Linked DNA regions of Homo sapiens: region 1 is linked to region 2. A link is a loop called in an ENCODE intact Hi-C map of the cell type or tissue named here. Cell type or tissue: PC-9. All regions are shown on one strand.

Region 1 (2,500 bases), 400 kb after region 2:
TAGGTGTGCATTAAATGTCCAGTGTTATTAATTTTTTGATGTTATCTTTGGGGCATTACTTTTTATTCCTTTGACATAATCTCACAATTATAGTCTTCCCTACAGTGAGACTGGGGTGCTTGAACTGACTACTTTGTTTAATGTGATCAATATGGCTCGCGTGTCAATATGTAACACAAGGGGATTAAAGAAGGAATTACAGTTTGGGATGGAGAGGATGAATAGGAAATTTTCCTCTGAACGAATCCCTATATTTTCAGTAGGGCTGTCCAGTAAAATACAGGATACCCAGTTAAATGTGAATTTTACATAAATGTGAGTATCTTTTTTTGTATAAGTAAATCCTATGCAATGCTTGTTAAATCTGGCAACCCTATCTACCCATGACTGTTTTTCTTAAAATAGTCTGATAAGAAACACATTGCTCTTATTTTTTTTCTGCTTTTGACCAAGCCCGAAAGATTAATTCTAGGTTCGGTTTTTTAATTTTTTTTTTTTTTTTTTTTGCGACAGAGTCTCACTCTGTCACCCAGTCTGGAGTGCAGTGACACGATCTCGGCTCACTGTAACCTCTGCCTCCCGGGTTCAAGCGATTCTCCTGCCTCAGCCTCCTGAGTAGCTGGGACTACAGGTGTGTGCCACCACACCTGGGTACTAATTATTTTGTATTTTTAGTAGAGACGGGGTTTCACCATGTTGGCCAGGTTGGTCTCAAACTCCTGACTTCAGGTGATCTGCCTGCCTCTGCCTCCAAATGACCATCTTTAACATTTTACCAATATGAATGTGTTAGGCTGGCCGTGCCCTTAGATATGGCAGTGGGTAAGTTCCCTCGACCAGATATATTGATAGAGTTACAATTAAGTAAATAAATCTGCTGAATGAGGTCTCCTAACAGCACCCAGGGCTACTGAATTTTGCCTTAGGGAGGAACAGGGTAAGTCAAGTCTTTTTGGGAACCTGTCTGTGCCTGATGTTTCCCTGACAAACGGGTTGGGGTGCTGGACTGCCAGAACCTGAGACCCCAGAAACTGGAAGTTACCCTTGCCCCACCCTGGAGGCCAAAGCAGCAGCTCTCCCTACCTCCCCACACAAGGACAGGAGGCTGACCCTTGTGAGGGTCTCCCAGGAGGCTGAGGGGAAGCAGCCCAAATCAGTGTTAGGTGGTGGATCAGGGAGGGTTAGGACTCCAAACCTGAAGCAGAGCTAGTTGAGAGCATGGATGAACCGGGTCTCGCCAACAGGGTACCAGCGGACCCCAGCTTCCCCTCATTCACCTCTCAGAACAGCACAGTCGCACAGCCTTGGTAAACACAACCATTGTTTTAAGCCTGATGCCCTCACAGCCCCGGGTACGGGGAATGGAAGAGCTCTAGAGCCCCCTACAGGCACTCACTGGCACTGCACCCCATGGGTGACAGTTCTGCAACAGAGCCTTCCCTTGGTGGGGTGTATGGAGAATCCCAGGGGGTGAGCCTTCAGAAGCTCAGGGGTGAGCTCAGGACCCTGGCTTTAGAAAGCAGCTCTGGTTTTCACCTTTCCGAGCCCTGCTCCATGCAATTTAGCACTGCAGCTGCCTTGTAGTGTGGTATTCCTCCCAAGCCCCACCATGCATGCATGCACACCTACACACCACACACTCACTGCCTCCGTGGCTTGCCTGACCTCCAGACGGGCTGGAAAGTGCTCAGGTCTGATTCAGTTTGAGGAATGACCTCCAGCTGCTGAATATGCAGAAGCCGTGCAGCCAGCACCATTTTCAGAGCCAGATACTGGTGTTCAGATGCTCTTCTCCAAGCCACCTAATTCTCTGGGGAATCATTTTAGGATTTGATGTAAGAAAAGTGTCTGAGGGGGGATAGGAGAGCTAAATATAAAGTGTAAGGCCAGAGATGGGCGATTGTAATAGTAATAGTTGTAGTAATTGACATTTATTGAGCATTTACTGTGTGTCAGGCTTTGTCCTAAGAATATTTCATGTATGAAATCATCACTTCCTCACAACAATCCTAGGAAGTAGGTATTATTATCATCCCCCATTTCACAGGTAAAGAAACTGAGGTACAGAGACGTTAAGTCATTTGCCCAAGGTCACACAGCTGACAAAGCTGGGATTTGCACAGAGGCTGTCTGGGTGTGTGCCTGCACTCCTCACCCCGATGTTATGTGTCGCTCATTGCATCTAGAATTTCAGCTTTCTTTCATTCTTTTTTTTTTTTTTTTTTTTTGAGATGGAGTCTCACTCTGTGGCCCAGGCTGGAGTGCAGTGGCGCAATCTCGGCTCACTGCGCGCTCTGCCTCCCAGGTTCACGCCGTTCTCCTGCCTCGGCCTCCCAAGTAGCTGGGACTATAGGCGCCTGCCACCATGCCTGGCTAATTTTTTGTATTTTTAGTAGAGAAGGGGCTTCACTGTTCATCCTGTTAGCCAGGATGGTTCTGATCTCCTGACCTCGTGATCCATCTGCCTCAGCCTCCCAAAGTGCTGGGATTACAGGCGTGA
Region 2 (2,500 bases):
GAGAGCTAAGATGAGAACACAGCTCTTCTGATATCCAGGCCAGTGCTCTTGCTGTCACAGGCATGCTAACACACAGTCCTATCCAGTAACATGTGTGACTGAACTGAGTGATTTACTGGATATTTAAGAAATGCTTGCAATGAGGTTTCAGGGGTGCTACTCCCACTTCCGAATCCTTGCTTTTAACCTGTGTCCATCCAGGCCTTCCCCTCAACATAATACTGGAATGTTGTTTGCTTTCAGGGCTATCAGCCCATCTCCTATGGATCTCAGCCAACCAGTGTCAGGGACCTGGCCAGTGATATTGACTTGGAGATCTCATATGAAGAGTCAACAAAGACGCAACTTAAATGCCCCATTAGGCTGGGAATTTGTGGTACATCTCCCTCTGCCAGCCTAGGAGAATGGCTGGCACCCAGTAGTATGTGCTGGAGATAAATACTCCAGTAATGTCTGGTGTCAGAAGGGCATTTGGCTCTGCTGCTTGGCACTTAGGTGATTTTCCTCAAGCCCCTTCTTTGTACCTCAGTGTGCTTTATTGTTGTGTTAGAGATACTACTGCTACTCACTTTGCGGGATTATTGGGATTTAATGAGATATTGAATATTTGTACTTTTGAAAGTTATTACTACTCAGCTATTTGATGTGTTGATTCAGCCTCTCTGTAAACTTCTTGAAGGCAGAGATTATGTATATTGCAGTTTCCATAATTCATGGTAAACCATTTATTACACCTGATTCCCTGTTTTCTCATCTGTCAAATGGAAACAATACCACTTATCTTGCTTCCCACACAAGGTTGTTAATGCCCCTCACGTTAAGCCAATAACTGTGACGGCCTTCTGTACCTTGCAAAGAGCTGTACAAGTGGGAGGCATCAGTATAGCAGTAGTAGTGCTTTGCACTTAATATATTGATATATTTAAACAGAGCTACAAATACAGACAGTTCCTAACGACCAAATTATTTTACCGTCTCGCAGGAGCAGCGTTGGCGAGTTTTAATAACCGGAGGTTGCTTCCAGATGTCAAGCAAGGCAGATTTAAGAAAGATTCGGTAGTTTGGAGGATGGCACACAGAATCCAGGAACCATGCTGCGTACCCTTTAAAAATTGGGGTGGAGGGGCGGGGCTGTTAGCAGGGACGCGTCTGGGCCAGTCGGTTTCCAGGAAGTGACGTCAGGCGGCCGCGGAGATGGAGGATTTGCTCGACTTGGACGAGGAGCTTCGCTACAGCTTGGCTACCTCCGTGAGGACCAATTCGGGGGCCTTGGGGGCCAGGATTTGGCGGGTGGGGAGGAGCGACCCCGCCGGCCCCGACTTCTCTGAGGCGACTCAGGGCGGCAGGCCTCGCGCCGCGCCGGGTGAGGCCCAGAAGGAGGCAGCCTCACCGCCCCGCCCCCAGGCCACTGTGGGCTCCGCCGCTGCTGGCCTGGGGTTTGCTTTCTTTAAAATCCTCAGAAAGTAGAAAACACCCTGTCCCCGCCGGCGTCTAGGACCGTGGGAAATTTCCGAGCCTTTCTCCGTTTTCTAGAGCCCCGAGTGCGAACTTCCCCAGAACAGATCGATCACAGGGTGATAGGGGAGCCCCGGCCGGGGTCGCACTCGCTCCCATCCTAGAGTTTTTCCTTTGGGACACCTCGTCGCAGAAGTTCCTGCAAAAGCCGCACTGTTTTATGCATGGAAGGGAGGCAGGCAGGGACGGCCTTTCTTCCCGGTAATCCCCGTGGGGAGGTGGGAGTTAACCTCAGTTACCTCAGTAGTTAAGGAAACCAAGACCGATTTGTAACGTGAGGGAGTGATTAGGTGCTCAGGCACTGAGGCCAGATGGAGCATAGAGCTGTTGCCTGGGTTCAAAAAAAAAAAAAAAACCTAAAAAACGATTTAACCTTTCCGAGCCTTGGTTTCCTTATGCCTAGAATGGAGGTGTTACAGTGAAAAGGAAATGCAACAATACATGGGAAGCGTGTAACTCAGTGCTTGGCATATGTTATCACGGAAGAGGTCAGAAGAGGTTAGCTACTGCTGCCTATGAGGCTGTGGTTTACCCAGCGTTATAGTTAGTAAATAATGGAGCTAGATTCAAGACCCAAGTTCAGTGTCTACCTTCCTCCTTTGTAACCCCCATCAGGCCTTTTTATCTTTAAAACTGGTTAGGATCGCACTTACTAAAAGATTGGGCCCCAGAGCAAGTCTTTAGTGTCTGCTGTGAAATCTCTAAGTGTTTTGAAGGTCACCAGGCCTGCTGATACGTGAATGTTTTTTAGTACCTGGGGATGTGAATGTAGTTATTCATTCATTCAACAAATATTTATTGAGCCCCTACTGTGTATCAGGCAGTGTCCTAGGTGCTGGAGATACAGCAATGAATAAAGCAAAGTTCCTGCCCTCATGTGATTATGTTGTAGTGGGAGAAGATGGGCAATAAATAGACTACATTTAACATACACAAAAATCAGGCAGTAAAGAAGTTTTTCTACCCTATGGATCTATACAGGGTC

The links. Hi-C counts contacts between places; a loop is a spot of excess contacts. Peaks named below come from ENCODE experiments on the same cell type or tissue, not always from the same donor. Only the 100,000 strongest peaks of a DNase experiment are listed, where the experiment ranks them.
Region 1: it touches region 2 in a loop (5-fold over the local background); 7 of 110 quality-filtered maps call a loop at or near these places.

What each region holds. Positions count from the first base shown.
Region 1 is chr14:76,385,969-76,388,468 of GRCh38, forward strand. The region is part of intron 1 of ESRRB (estrogen related receptor beta); the gene reads left to right. Among named protein-coding and RNA genes, the nearest start is that of ESRRB, 11 kb to the left of the region's middle. RefSeq lists an enhancer at 533-1,033 and a silencer at 1,233-1,332. In PC-9, CTCF peaks have their summits at 1,381 (motif pointing left) and 1,583; a DNase peak (open chromatin) is centred at 1,353; H3K27me3 peaks cover 2,332 bases.
Region 2 is chr14:75,984,593-75,987,092 of GRCh38, forward strand. IFT43 (intraflagellar transport 43) reads left to right here and starts at 1,171. Exons shown (of 9, transcript NM_001102564.3): 1 at 1,171-1,248. The coding sequence starts at 1,195. RefSeq lists an enhancer at 824-1,325 and a silencer at 1,152-1,461. In PC-9, no CTCF peak of the experiment used is centred here; a DNase peak (open chromatin) is centred at 1,179; H3K4me3 peaks cover 1,938 bases.